3 separate regions of the Homo sapiens genome follow, and all the other regions are linked to region 1. A link is a contact called in ENCODE Hi-C or POLR2A ChIA-PET data. All regions are on one chromosome and are shown on one strand. The core of a region is the stretch at or near the end of the contact, and the rest is flanking DNA. Distances in the headings are between cores, read along the strand shown. Region 1 holds the start of SCYL1 (SCY1 like pseudokinase 1). Region 2 holds the start of EFEMP2 (EGF containing fibulin extracellular matrix protein 2). Region 3 overlaps LOC124902693.

Region 1 (4,950 bases), core at 2,451-4,950:
TGGTCTCGATCTCCTGACCTCGTGATCCGCCCGCCTCGGCCTCCCAAAGTGCTGGGATTACAGGCGTGAGCCACTGCGCCTGGCCTCGCCTGGCTAATTTTTGTATTTTTAGTAGAGACGGGGTTTCACCATGTTGGCCAGGCTGGTCTTGAACTCCTGACCTCAGGTGAGCCATCCGCCTCGGCCTCCCAAAGTGCTGGGATTACAGGCGTGAGCTACCGTGCCCATCCAAGTTCCCACTTTTTTTTTGAGATGGAGTCTCGCTCTGTCGTCCAGGCTGGAGTGCAGTGGTGCGATCTCGGCTCACTGCAACCTCCACCTCCCAGATTCAAGCGATTCTCCTGCCTCAGCCTTCCCAGTAGCTGGGATTACAGGTGCCCACCACCACACCTGGCTAATTTTTGTGTTTTTAGTAGAGACGGGGTTTCAACATATGTGTAGGGTCCAGCCCTACGGGGCTTAGCATGTGTTCTCCCCCTGTGTGGAGACTAGAGATTGTAATAAATAAAGACACAAGACAAAGAGATAAAGAGAAAACAGCTGGGCCCCAGGGACCACTACCATCAAGACGCGGAGACCGGTAGTGGCCCCAAATGGCTGGGCTCGCTGATATTTATTGTATACAAGACAAGGGGGCAGGGTAAGGAGGGTGAATCTTCTAAGTGATTGACAAGGTGAAGCAGGTCAGGTGATTACAGGATAGGGGGCCCTTCCCTTTTAGGTAGCCGAAGCAGAGAGAGAAGGCAGCATACGTCAGCGTTTTCTTCTCTGCTCTTATAAGAAAGATCAAAGACTTTAAGACTTTCACTATTTCTTCTACCTCTATCTACTACGAATTTCAAAGACGAACCAGGAGTATGGGAGGAGCATGAAAGTGGACAAAGAGCGTGAGCATTGAAGCACAGCACCACAGGGAGGGGTTTAGGCTTCTGGATGACTGCGGGCAGGCCTGGATAATATCCAGCCTTCCACAAGAAGCTGGTGGAGCAGAGTGTCCCCTGACTCCTCCAAGGAAAGGAGACTCCCTTTCGCGGTCTGCTAAGTAACGGGTGCCTTCCCAGACACTGGCGTTACCGCTTGACCAAAGAGCCCTCAAGAGGCCCTTATGCGGGCGTGACAGAAGGCTCACCTCTTGCCTTCTAGGTCACTTCTCACAATGTCCCTTCAGCACCTGACCCTATACCCGCCGGTTATTCCTAGGTTATATTAGTAATGCAACAAAGAGTAATATTAAAAGCTAATGATTAATAATGCTTATAACAATGATTGATAATTGTTCATGACCATCTCTATATCTAATTTGTATTATGACTATTCTTATTCTAACTATTTTCTTTTTTATACTGAAACAGTTTGTGCCTTCAATCTCTTGCCTCCGCACCTAGGTATTCCTCCGCCCACACATATGTGGGGGAAAGGAAGCGAGATCAGACTGTTACTGTGTCTATGCAGAAAAAAAGAAGACATAAGAAACTCCGTTTTGATCTGTACTAAGAAAAATTCTTCTGCTTTGAGATGCTGTTAATCTGTAACTTTAGTTCCAACCCTGTGCTCACAGAAACATGCGCTGTATTGAATCAAGGTTTAAGGGATTTAGGGCTGTGCAGGATGTGCCTTGTTAACTATATGTTTGCAAGCAGTATGCTTGGTAAAAGTCATCGCCATTCTCCATTCTCTATTAACCAGGGACATGATGCACTGTGCAAAGCCACAGGGACCTCTGCCCGAGAAAGCCTGGGTATTGTCTCCCCGACTGAGACAGCCTGATATGGCCTTGTGGGAAGGGAAAGACCTTACCATCCCCCAGCCCGACACCCGTAAAGGGTCTGTGCTGAGAATTAGTAAAAGAGGAAGATCTCTTTGCGGTTGAGATAAGAGGAAGGCCTCTGTTTCCCGTATGTCCCTGGGAATGGAATGTCTTGGTGTAAAGCCCACCAGTCATTCTATTCTGAGATAGGAGAAAACTGCCCTATGGCTGGAGGTGAGATATGCTAGCGGTGATACTGCTCTGTTACTCTTTGCTACACTGAGATGTTTGGGTAAAGAGAAACATAAATCCAGCCTACGTGCACATCCGGGCACAGTACCTTCCCTTGAACTTATTTATGATGCAGATTCCTTTACTCACATGTTTTCCTGCTGACCTTCTTCCCACCATCACCCTGTTCTGCCGCAGTCCCCTTGCAGAGATAGTGAAAATAGTAATCAGTAAATACTGAGGGAACTGAGAGACCAGCGCCGGTGCAGGTCCTCGTATACTGAGTGTGCCGGTCCCCTGGGCCCACTGTTCTTTCTCTATACTTTGTGTCTTATTTCTTTTCTCAGTCTCTTGTCTCCACCTGACGAGAAATACCCACAGGTGTGGAGGGGCAGGCCCCCTTCAAACATGTTGGTCAGGCTGACCTGGAACTCCTGACCTCAGGTGATCCTCCAGCCTCGGCCTCCCAAAGTGCTGAGATTACAAGCGTGAACCACTGTGCCTGGCCCTCACCCCAGTTTATAGATGGGGGACCTAACGCACCCAAAGGGAACTGTGTGAGTTCTCACATCCAATGAGGGGCTGAACCGTGATTGAAACCCAGCACCGTCTCACTGTGGCATCTCTGCCCTTGAGTTATCTCCCAAAGGCATCCCAACCAGACTTTTCATAACCAGTCCCAGAATCTCACCAGTGCTCCATAGCTGTGGTTGAGGCACTGTCCCCAAGCCTGGGTCCTGAGACCCTACCAGCAGAAGAACCACTGCCTGTCCAGCCCCTCCTACACAGCTCAGGGGCTGGATCCCCACCAGTGTGATGTGCTGATTGAGCTAACACCACTCCATGGCTGTCTACACAGGCACTGAGAGATGCAATCCGTTGGCTTGAGAGCCGGGCAGCTGAGCCCAGGAGAGCAGGGTCCCCTCCCAGCCCTTTGGCCTCTTCCAGACCTGCCCAGTTGCTCCTTCTCCCTCCCTCCTTTCCTGGGGTCACTTCTTCTTCCCTCCTCAGTCTCTCCTTCCTCCATTCCCTGGGTGCCCGCCCCTGCCCCGGGGTTCTGGACCTCCTTGGAACCTTGGATTCACTCTCTGCCTCTCACCCACGCTCTTTCTCTGGGGCGTCTCCTCGTGCTTCTCTCATGGTCACTTCACCAGGACCGACTCCTCCCCGGAGCCTGGAGGCACCCACTTGCTGGTGGGAGAGAGTGTCTGGCGTGGGGCCAGTCTCCCTCTCTGGGTCTCTGCCTCACTCCTCACTGCACCCTCTCATGCCTGTCAGTCTTTCTACCTCTCCCCCTTTTTGCCTCGGTTTCCCCATCCCTCTGTCCCTTCTTAAGCTCTCATCCTTACAGTACGCTAGAAGGCAGGCTCTATTATCCTTTAGGATTTAGGCCTCTTTAGATAAAAGGGCTCACAGGCTTGGAGGGTTTTAAGTGACTTACCCGGCGGCGGAGTACTGATCTTAGTACCGCCCGCCGCCCCGGACTGCCCCGCCCCTCCCTAGCCCCCCCATCCCCGCCCCTCCCTAGCCCCCCCATCCCCGCCCCTCCCTAGCCCCCCCATCCCCGCCCCTCTCCCGCCCCTCCCTTGTCCCCGCCCCTTCCCGCCCCAACTCAGGTTCTGCCCCACCCCGCCCCAATTCACGTCCTGCTCCGCCCCGACGTAGGCCCCGCCCTGGCCCCCGGGCCCCGCCCCCGTCTGACGCAGGCCCCGCCCCCTCTCCGCCCCGCCCCGGCTCGGGCGGCCGGAGGACCCGGAGCTAAGGCGCCCGAACCCGCGGCGGCGGTGGGGACGATGTGGTTCTTTGCCCGGGACCCGGTCCGGGACTTTCCGTTCGAGCTCATCCCGGAGCCCCCAGAGGGCGGCCTGCCCGGGCCCTGGGCCCTGCACCGCGGCCGCAAGAAGGTGAGTGCGGCCGAGCTCCGTAGGCCGCGGTCGACCTGGGCCTTGCCTATTCCGCGCCGCCGACCCCGTCGCGTTGCGCCCGGCCTGACGTGGCGGCGGAACCAAGGGGTAGCAGGCCGGGGAGGGGGCGGGCAGTGCCTACGTGGCGGGCGGAGGGACCGAGGGACCGACAGGCGGACAGGGCCGGGGTCACGTGGGCCCGGCGAAGTGTCCCTAAGGCTGACCTGGGGAGAGACCTGGCTGCGGGCCCTTGTCTTCCGGCCACACAACAGCTCTGGGACCATCTCAGGCCCCGCTGCCCTCCCCTAGGCCACAGGCAGCCCCGTGTCCATCTTCGTCTATGATGTGAAGCCTGGCGCGGAAGAGCAGACCCAGGTGGCCAAAGCTGCCTTCAAGCGCTTCAAAACTCTACGGCACCCCAACATCCTGGCTTACATCGATGGACTGGAGGTACCTGCTGCCTTGCCTGCCCGTCTCTGCCCCTCACGATGTCCTGGTTACCCACTCCTGTCTCCCCTCCTGCCCTGTTTCCACCCTATGTGCCCCAGCACCCCCAGATTTGGTTTCCTCTTCCCCATCTCTCCCAACTTCAAGTCGCTTATCTCTCCTTCCTCTCTGCCCCTCCGCCCTTGATAACCCTGTGTCCCCTTCCCCAGACAGAAAAATGCCTCCACGTCGTGACAGAGGCTGTGACCCCGTTGGGAATATACCTCAAGGCGAGAGTGGAGGCTGGTGGCCTGAAGGAGCTGGAGATCTCCTGGGGGCTACACCAGATCGTGGTGAGGTGGGGGGCAGTGGTGATGAGAGCAGGGATGGGGGGTTGCAGGTGCTGGGGCGTGATGGCTCCTTTTGCCCCCAGAAAGCCCTCAGCTTCCTGGTCAACGACTGCAGCCTCATCCACAACAATGTCTGCATGGCCGCCGTGTTCGTGGACCGAGCTGGCGAGTGGAAGCTTGGGGGCCTGGACTACATGTATTCGGCCCAGGGCAACGGTGGGGGACCTCCCCGCAAGGGGATCCCCGAGCTTGAGCAGTATGACCCCCCGGAGTTGGCTGACAGCAGTGGCAG
Region 2 (4,950 bases), core at 1,163-3,662, 350 kb after region 1:
CCCCGCTACAGTCCTCTGTGTCTGATGACGGAGGGTGAGGTGGCAGGGGCCGGGGGTGAAGCCTGGCTTGAATGGGGGTCAGGTGCTAGGGCAAGGGCCAGACCAGGGACACAAAGCCGGGACTACAGAAGCTGCTTCCTGGACTCACCCACACACTCGGGCCCGATCTTGCGGTAACCATCAGGGCAGGTGCACTGATAGGAGCCAGGCAAGTTATGGCAGTCCTGGCTGGGGCGACAGTCGTGCAGGGCCTGGGCACACTCGTCCACATCTGCGAGAGACACCACTCAGCCCCTGCCTGGGATCCCGCACACCACCCAACATGACAGATAGTTCCAACACTTGTATTCGGTTCTCTCAACAGCACGCGTAAGAGTTCACCAGCCTGGAGCCATCAGGAAAGGCACCCCTAACCTCTAAAACCACATGTTGGGGGTTGCACAGGAAATAAGGTCCTGTCCAAACATCCCCAGCAACACTGATTCCTGGACTGTCCTTCCTCCAAGGCCTGTGGCTCCCAGGGGACAGACACTGGAAGGCAGACTTCCTGCAGTGTCTCTGCAGCAACCGAGGGGAGGGGCCCGGAGCTGGCTGGAGCAGTGGCACACAAGCTGGGGCCACCTGCGGCAGGTCCTAAACAACATGAGTGTCTGGATGAGGGTGTGGACATCACCAGTGGCCCTTTTGAGCTGGGGAGGAACATGAGGTCTGAGTTTAAGACGCCTGGTGAGAGGACTGGAAGCCAGGCACCAGAGCAGTCCCCACTCACCCACACAGCTGTCCTGATCGTCGGGCTCATAGCCTGGTGGGCAGGGGTTGGGGTGTTGAGCGGGAGGCACTGGTGGCGGGGGTCCCTCGCCGTGTAGGTCGTTGATGACGGCAGCGGAGCGGGGCAGGCACAAGTAGCCCCCGTAGTGGTTGATGCACTTCATTTCCCCCTTGCAGGCCTCAGGGATGGTCAGACACTCGTTGACATCTGCAGAGAGGGGCCTGCTGGGCACAGCCAGTCTCCTGGGCTGGCCCTGGAGGGAGCGGAGGCAGGAACCCAGCTCGGCCTTCTCTGAGATGTGTGGCCCCAGCAAAGCCTTCCCACTCTGCTCAACAAGCTAAGTCTGCCTGCTCAGGACCCCTCCCCAGGGTTGGCCAAGGCTGGAGATGGGGCAGCTGTTCCCACTGTTGCCCTCATTCTCGGCCTGCAAGTGGGTCTCTATCCCTCCCCACGGCCCTAGCCCTAGCTCAGCCCAAGATGGGGGGCCTCCTTACCCACCCCTGGGGACGCTACCCTCCCAGGTTGTGATGAGACAAAGAGCTGGGACAGGAGAGTGGTTCAGAGAAGGCGTACAGGATCCAGCTCCTCTGAGGGGTAGGGACAAGGTTTCCTGGGTTTCTGGGAGAGGATGAGGCCACCCCTAGCTCAACTGGCCTCCAGAGAGCCAGAGCTGGCCTCTGTGTAGCAGAGCTGGGCATAGAACGGGCTGCTGGGCTCCCACGGCAGTTCTTGGAGGTGGGGCTGTCCCTTGGAAAGCAGCTATCAATCCCTTTCCGGGTTCCTGGGGGTGTTTGGTCCCCCAGGCACACACACCCCGGCAGTGCTGGCTGTCTGGGTCCCACTCATAGCCATCTGTGCATTCCTGGAAGGGAACCAGAAGTGGCCAGTGGTCACCCTAAGATCTCCTCCAACTGGCCAGGCCAAGACTAGGGCCTGAGCCTGGCCACCCTCCGGCCTGCTCCAAACAATGGCCCCCAGCTCTCCACCAGCCAGGGGAGGAAGACTTCCCCGGCAGCAGTCACCCTGGGTCCCGGTCTCTTCCTCCCTACCCTTCCTGTCCCAGGCCAGCGGCCCTCACTGTCCCCACCGTGTAGCTGTCGGGCTCTTCAGAATCCTGAGGAGAAGCTGATCCCAAGAGCAACAGTAGCAGCGCCCAGAGCAGTAGAGACCCGGGTAGGCAGGAGGCGCAGGGGAGCATCCTGGGGCTGCGAGATGGTGGACACGGGTCAGGGGCCTCTGCCCGCGGCACCTCAACTCCCTGTACCGGGAGCCCGAGCCCAGCCCCCGCCACTGCCCGCTCAGGACCGTGCTTGGGCCTCGGGGCCTCCCAGGGCTGGGGGCCGACTCCTCACAGGCCCAGGTCCCAGGCCCGGGTCCCAGGCCCACCCGCCCCGGCCACCCCGCCCCCGCCCCGCGCCCCTGCGGCGAAGGCCGAGGAGCGCGGGCCTCTGTGGGCGCTACGCTGCCGCGGACTCGGCCGAGACTCCGGCCCACGCCCTCCCCCACGGACGGTCACAGCCACTCACTTGGGCCCGCGACACCCCCGCGGCCCGCGGCTCTGGCGGCTCGGCTGGCTCGGGCAATGCCTGCGGGCAGACGGACGGGCGGACGGCACAGCTCCCTGGACGCGCGGCCCCAGGAAGCGCCCCCCGCCCGCCCGCCTGCCGCGGCGCGGCCCACCCCGGCGCCTCCGCCCGCCCTTCGGCGGATTCCTGAGCCAGCGCCAGGGGGAGGGACCCCGACCCCCCGCTTCTCCGCCCCCGGCCAGCCACAGGCCCCTACCCGGTCCCCCGCGGCGCCGCCAGGAGCCGCCTCCCGGCGCCGGACCAGGGTCCCCCAGTGCTCGATCCTGGGGCCCCGACCTTGATGCCAGGCCCCCAGACTCACCCGGGGGCCCCCAGACGCTCACCAAAAATGTCATCCTGCTCACCTAGGTCCTACCTAATCTGCGCCCCCAGAATTTCATCCTGTGCACCCACACCGTAATCCTGGAGCCCCCAGATTCTCATTGTGCGCCTCCCGAGATCGTCCTGGGTACCTAGAGCCCACCTAACCCAGTCCTCCAGACCCTCAATCTGCTCCCTGCAAAATTTTATTCTCTGCCCCAGACCGTCATTGTAAAAGATCCTAAAACTTCATCCAGGGTCCCCAGACCCTCGCCCAGGAACGAGAGGCTCCCAGGAGCAGAACTGTCCTTCTCGCTCCCTCCTGCCCTCCACCCCCAGGACCGTCTTCAGCCGGGTGGTCCTTTCACTACACACGGCCTCCCCCACACCCTCCATCCACAAAGCTACAAGTTTGGGGGCGAGGGCGGCAGTTCCCTTTTGGCACAAAATGAATGGAAGCCCCTGAGAAGGAGGGCAGGGCTGATGTCGGACGTGCGGGATGCCAGAGTCGGGTGCCAAGGCGCCTCCTCGACCTCCTCGCACCAGCGTCCCCCGCCCGGTTTCCGCCTCCGCCCGAAGTGGGGGCGTGTCCTTGGGGCGGAGTATGGGCGGGGCTGGCTCCCAGGAAGGGCGTGGCCTCTGTTTGCCCACGTCTTTGGGCGGGGCCAGGCGGGAAAGCACTGCGTGTCCGGGGATCCCCCGCCTGGGGCCCGCCCTTCCTTTCCCCTTGCCATCCCTGCTTATCCCCGCAGTCGCCCTCCACGTGACCCCGGGGAGGGAGTCTGCCGAGGAGGGGACGTGCTGGTGGGTCCCGCGGCGAGCGCCTGGGGCTCAGGTGAACTGCGCAGTGCCCGCTCCTCGCCACTCTGCCACCACCATCCCTCCCAGCTGCTGGGGCAGAAGGTTAAATAATAGCTCTTTAGGGGCCGGACGCGGTGGCTCAAGCCTGTAATCCCAGCACTTTGAGAGGCCGAGGCAGGTGGATCACCTGAGGTCAGGAGTTCGAGACCAGTCTGGACAACATGGTGAAACCCCGTCTCTACTAAAAATATAAAAATTAGCCAGGCGTGGTGGCGCGTGCCTGTAGTCGCAGCTACTCAGGAGCCTGAGGCAGGAGAATCACCTGAACTCGGGAGGTGGAGGTTGCAGAGAGCCCAGATCACACTGCTGCACTCCATGGGTGACAGAGGGAGACTCCATCTTAAAATAATAATAATAATAATAGGCCCGACGCGGTGGCTCACGCCTGTAACCCCAACACTTTGGGAGGCCAAGGTGGGCAGATCACAAGGTCAGGAGTTCAAGACCAGCCTGGCCAACATGGTGAAACCCTGTCTTTACAAAAACACAAAGAAATTAGCTGGTGTAGTGGCACGTGCCTCTAATCCCAGCTACTCGGGAGTCTGAGGCAGAATAATCTCTTAAACCCGGGAGGCAGTTGTTGCAATGAGCCGAGATTGTGCCATTGCACTCCAGCCTGGGCGACAGAGCGAGACTCCATCTCAAAAATAGTAATAATAATAATAGCTCTTTAAAACGAGAAAGACAGTAACAAGTGTTGGCAAAGATACGGAGAAACTGGAGCCCTCATGCACTGTTGGTGGACAATGGTCTGGCAGTTCCTCAAAATGTTATCACATGACCTGACAATTTCACTCCTAGGTATACATACCTAGGATAATTGAAAAGATATGTACACACACACAAATCTGTACGCAGCGTTTATAGCTGCACTATATATAAGAGCCAAATGCAGAAACAACACAAAAGCCGTCAACTGATGAATAACAAGATGCAGTACATCCACACAGTCGAACATTATTCAGCCATAAAAACTAATGAAGTACTGATGCATGCCACAATATAGGTGAATTCTTTTTTTTTTTTTTTTTTTTAATTGAGACGGAGTCTTGCTCTGTCGCCCAGGCTGGAGTGCAGTGGCGCCATCTCGGCTCACTGCCAGCTCCGCTTCCTGGGTTCACGCCATTCTCCTGCCTCAGCCTCCTGAGTAGCTGGGACTACAGGCACCCGCCACCAGGCCCGGCTAATTTTTTGTATTTTTAGTAGAGATGGGGTTTCACCGTGTTAGCCAGGATGGTCTCAATCTCCTGACCTTGTGATCCGCCTACCTTGGCCTCCCAAAGTGCTGGGATTACAGGCGTGAGCCACCGCGCCCGGCCAATATAGGTGAATTCTTGAAACTACTATGTGAAGTGAAAGAAGCCAGACACAAAAAGCCACATATTCCATTTATTTTTTATTTTTTTTAGATGGAGTTTCGCTCTTGTTGCCCAG
Region 3 (4,950 bases), core at 1-2,500, 290 kb after region 1:
TGAGGCCACATGGTTGCCCGCAGGACAGCTCTAAGACACCATTTAGTTGATTAAAGCAGATGTTCAAACTCTCCTCCAATCCCACCTATCTACTCACAATTTGCATCCCCCCAACCCCCATCAGTCTCCTTTTTTTAAAAAAAGAGATATGCTAGGCCAGGCATGGTGGCTCAGGCCTGTAATTCCAGCACTTTGGGAGGCTGAGGCAGGAGGATCACTTGAGACCAGGAGTTTGAGATCAGCCTGGGCAACATAGCAACACCCTGTCTCTAAAAAAAAAAAAAAAAATTAGCCAGTGATGCGTGCCTGTGGTCCCAGCTAGCTACTCGGGAGGCTGAGATGGGAGGATCGCTGGAGCCCAGGAGGATGAGGCTGCAGTGAGCTCTGATTGTACCACTGAACTCCAGCCTGGGCAACAGAGCCAGACCCTGTCTCCAAAAAAAGAAAAAAGATAAAGAGAAATGCTAGTGGTAAAAAAACGTAACTTAAAGCCTGTACATTCCCCGCAGGGGGGTGTTTATGGCCTTGTATCCAGCTGGCTCTTCCCAGATTCAAAAGCAATTATTCCAAAAGAATGCTTTATGGTTAAAATTAAACCACAGTCCAAAAGCTATTAGAACTGGACTTTGAACAAATGCCAAAGAGGACAGTTATGAACATCTTCTTGACAGAAAAAGAAAGAGACCCACCAGAAGGAAGAAATCTAAAACAAACAAAAAATTAAGTAAAATGTTGAAACCTGTTCAACCACCCTATTTCAGATAGAACGCACTTTTTAACCACATTAGGAAAGCGAAACTCGCCGTGGGTGGGGTGGAAACGCTGCCAGGTCATCCTGTCTAAAGAAACTCTGGTCGCGCCTACCTGAGGGACGTGCGGGCGCGGCTCGGCCCCCACGAGGCGCCCCGACACCGCGCCGGCCGCGCGGCTCCCGCAGGCACAGCGCCCGCCCCGGCGAGCACCAGTGCATCACCCCGGTGACGTGGGTCACCTGCCCTGATGCGTTATTCCGCCGCTTGATGAAGAAACCAGCATTTAGGAAAACACAGAGGCGCACATTAGCGTGCACGAAATCGCCCGAGGGAGCTGAGAGCTGGCGAGGTCACGAGTGCCGGGCTCCGGGCGGGGGGTGGGGCAGGGCGGCGGGGCAAGGCCGGGGCGGGAGCGGCGATCCGAGGCCGGGTCAGCAGCGCCCCCTCCTGGAACGCCGGGAGCGCCGCGCGCGCGGATGCCGCTCTCCTTCCAGCCTGGCGCGCCGCTGCCCCCTATCGGACAAACGCTTTGACCGTTGGCTAAAGCAAGTATCAGACGTCAGCCCCTCCAGGTGGCAAGCACGCCTGGCCAAGCCTCAGTTTCCACATCTCTCAAATGGGAGCGATGGCAACACTATCTACCCTTGCACACCTCAGAGGGTGACCAGGAGCAAATGAAGGAAGCACCGCTCTTTCTTCCTGGGCCGGCCTCGCTGCTTAGGCCCCAGCAAAATCCAGGTCGCCTCCCCGAGGTCATCTTTGTCCCCCGTGTCTGAACTGGGAGCACAGTTATAAAACCAGTCATGTTGTTCTGAGAGTGGCGTCTCTCTTCCAGTAGCTTCGATAACTCCACAAATGTATTTAACATAATTTTCAAAACATTTTTTCTTATAAGCATGTATCATAATTTAGTTTTCCGGCAATTATCCATTCACTGTCTAAATCCCCCACCACACTGTGAGTCCTGGGGATGCAGGGACCTCCCTGTCACTGTCATTGTTGTGTCTCCAGAATCTGCCTAGCACAGTGCCTCCCACACAGTAGGTGCTCAATAAATTGCTGTTGGAAAAATACATGGATGAAGCCTAGGAGCTGGAGGCTAGGCAGAAACAGAAAGGACAAAGTCAGATACGGGGGGAAATCCTATTTCCAGAATGGTATCTCAAGTGACTATTAAAAATGCGGCGCCGGGCGCGGTGGCTCACGCCTGTAATCCCAGCACTTTGGGAAGCCGAGGCGGGCGGATCACGAGGTCAGGAGATCGAGACCATCCTGGCTAACATGGTGAAACCCCGTCTCTACTAAAAATACAAAAAAAATTAGCCGGGCGTGGTGGCGGGCGCCTGTAGTCCCAGCTACTCGGGAGGCTGACTGCAGGAGAATGGTGTGAACCTGGGAGGCGGAGCTTGCAGTGAGCCGAGATCGCGCCCCTGGACTCCAGCCTGGGCTACAGAGCGAGACTCCGTCTCAAAAAAAATAAAAATATAAATATAAATAAATAAATAAATAAATAAATAAATAAATAAATAAATAAAAATTAAAATGAGGCCAAAGGCCGGGTGCAGTGGCTCATTCCTGTAATCCTAGCACTTTGGGAGGCCGAGGTAGGTGAATCACTTGAGGCCAGGAGTTCCAGACCAGTGGGGCCAACATGGTAAAACCCTGTCTCTACTAAAAATAGAAAAAAATTAACTGGGCGTGGTGGTGTGCACCTGTAATCCCAGCTACTGAGGAGACTGAGGCATAAGACTCTCTTAACCCTGGGAGGCAGAGGTTGCAGTGAGCCGAGATTGCACCACTGTCCTACCTGGTGACAGAGTGAGACTCTGTGTCAAAAAATAAAAATAAAAAAGGCCAGGCACAGTGACTCACGCCTGTAATACCAGCACTGGAGGAAGCCAAGGTAGGAGGATCACTTAGGCCCAGGAGTTCAAGACCAGCCTGGGCAACAAGATGAAACCACGGCTCTGCAAAAAATACAAAAATTAGCCAGGCACTGTGGCGTATGTCTATAGTTTCAGCTATTTGGGAGGCTGAGGTGGGAGGATTGCTTGAGCCCAGCAGGTGGAAGCCGCAGGGAACCATGATCACACCACCGCATTCCAGCCTGAGCAACAGAGTGAGATCCTGTCTCTAAATAATAATAATAATTAATAAAATAAAATAAAATAAAAATGAAAGGCCAGGCACAGTGGTGAGTGCCTATAATCCCAGCTACTCAGGAGACTGAGGTTGGAGGATCACTTGAGCCCAGGTGTTCTAATCCAGCTTGGGCAATGTAGGGAGACACCATCTCTATTTTAAAAAGAAAAGAAAGAAAAGGTGGGGATGATGAAAAAGGTTTTTAAATAGAAAGCGGTGGTGGTTGCACAACATTGTGAATGCACCAAATGCCACTGAATTGTAGGCTATAAAATGATTAATTATATGTTATATGCATTTCACCTCAATAAAAAAAATGAAAGGGCAGAATTGTAATATAATCATTATGATCATTCCTGCTTTAGACACTGCAAATACTTGATGAAGTCAACATAAAGAGAATAACTTTTATAGAGTGTTCTACAGTTGACATAAATGTTTTCATATAAATGATTTCATTTGTCCCTCCCAACAAGCCCATTAATTTGCAGACGAGGAAAACAGGATTGCAGATCAGTGGCTTCCTTCCAACAGGTAGGGCACACTCCCCCTCGGGGGCTCTGCCCTTGAGGCTCCCCGCTATGAAAAGACTTCCTCCAAACCACAGCTTCCCCCTCCCCTCTTGCTGGGCTCTGCTTCAAGGGTCACCAGAAGGGCCTTCCTCAAAGAGCGGCCCTCCTCCCCATCGTCATTCTCTCTCCCTTACCCTGCTTGAGTTTTTCTTTAAAATTCTTAGGACATATTATATTGACATTATTTCTTTTTGTCTCCTTCCACAACAATGTAAGCACCAAGAGAACAGTGCTATTTGTCAGTTTTGTTCTCTGTTATAATCCTGACATCTGGAATGGTACCTGACAAATAATAGGTGCTTAATAAATATTGTTAAATGAATGCATTTGTTAAAGGAATAATAACTTTACCATGAACTTGGCCAGATCTTTTGAGGATCCAAGGCTTTTTAGGTCACACCACAAAAACAAAATTACAATATGATGGAGATAAAATACCAGTTGTGAGAGGCCTGTAACAAAGCGCTACCCAGTTCACTGATTATTACCTGCGTGTGCTCCACTTATCCCCCAGGGAGGCACCTGTCTGTTGTATCCCTGGCTCCCAGCATGGTGCTGGACACCTAGTATTAGGCACTGATCTGCATCAGTAAGAAACAATGGATTCTGAGCAACACAAACAAGAACAGAACTGGCTACAGTGCACATCCCGGTCCCACCCTAAGTGTGCATATGGCAGGGAACGGGGAGTCTCTGAGGACCAGAGGAAGGAGGACACGCAGGACAGGGGCCAGAGTCCAGGGAGCAGCAGAGCATGGCCTTCTGAGCCCCACGTGATTTGTGTAGAAATAGCTCCCGAGACCAAGCTGATCTGCCATGTAAACCTCGCACGATTACTTCCTGTTCCCAGGGGAGAACTTGCAGGGCTAGCCTCTCGTGAGTGGGGTCAGCATGGTCTGACAGGATGGATGACCCCTGTGCTATGGACAGTGAGCCTCTGAGGGGCAGGGGCCACTCCATAATACTGTCCAGTGGCCTCTGAGAAATTCCTGGCCAGCACTGGCCGCCTTCCTCCAGTTCCTGAGCCAGGCAGCCAGGTGTGATGGAAAGTTGTCAGGTGTAACTCAAAGAACATAGATTAAGAGTCTAGAGGCCGAGCGCAGTGGCTCACACCTGTAACCCCAGCACTTTGGGAGGCCAAGGCAGGTGGATCACCTGAGGTCAGGAGTTTGAGACAAGCCTGGACAACATGGTGAAACCCCATCTCTACTAAAAATACAAAAATTAGCCGGGCATGGTGGCAGACACCTGTATTCCCAGCTACTTGGGAGGCTGAGGCAGGAGAATTGCTTGAACCCGGGAGGTGGAGGTTGCAGTGAGCTGAGATCAAGCCACTGCATTCCAGCCTGGGTGACAGAGCGAGACTCTGGCTAAAAAAAAAAAAAAAAAAAAAGCAAGAAAAGAAAAGAAAAAGAGTCGACTCCTGCACTTTGCTGGCAGCTCTGCTTCCTGCACCTGTTTGAACCTGTATCTCTAAGGGCAGT

The links. A loop is a pair of places that touch in the nucleus more often than their neighbours do. ChIA-PET counts read pairs that join two places held with the same protein, here RNA polymerase II (POLR2A). Pooled maps may share reads with other maps.
Region 2: a pooled map shows a loop between it and region 1 (5-fold over the local background). The contact joins the promoter of EFEMP2 here to the promoter of SCYL1 in region 1. A Hi-C loop is called at or near these places in 5 of 50 pooled maps. POLR2A ChIA-PET finds 5 or more read pairs at or near these places in 5 of 52 experiments (BJ, Caco-2, H1 and 2 more).
Region 3: a pooled map shows a loop between it and region 1 (4-fold over the local background). The contact joins the enhancer-like site here to the promoter of SCYL1 in region 1. A Hi-C loop is called at or near these places in 2 of 50 pooled maps. POLR2A ChIA-PET finds 5 or more read pairs at or near these places in 3 of 52 experiments (CD8-positive, alpha-beta memory T cell, Caco-2 and activated B cell).

Annotation. Positions count from the first base shown.
Region 1 is chr11:65,521,383-65,526,332 of GRCh38, forward strand. SCYL1 (SCY1 like pseudokinase 1) reads left to right here and starts at 3,701. Exons shown (of 18, transcript NM_020680.4): 1 at 3,701-3,882; 2 at 4,192-4,332; 3 at 4,539-4,661; 4 at 4,742-4,950. The coding sequence starts at 3,772. RefSeq lists a silencer at 3,549-4,048.
Region 2 is chr11:65,870,388-65,875,337 of GRCh38, forward strand. It overlaps EFEMP2 (EGF containing fibulin extracellular matrix protein 2), which reads right to left and starts at 2,413. Exons shown (of 11, transcript NM_016938.5): 1 at 2,296-2,413; 2 at 1,857-1,974; 3 at 1,583-1,631; 4 at 770-976; 5 at 149-271. The coding sequence starts at 1,967. RefSeq lists a silencer at 3,416-3,475.
Region 3 is chr11:65,817,126-65,822,075 of GRCh38, forward strand. The region is part of intron 3 of LOC124902693; the gene reads right to left. Among named protein-coding and RNA genes, the nearest start is that of SNX32, 14 kb to the right of the region's middle. RefSeq lists a silencer at 887-1,346. Within about 2 kb of position 1,251, at least 20 of the 41 ENCODE cell types and tissues checked have a DNase peak (open chromatin) inside an H3K27ac peak, as active enhancers do.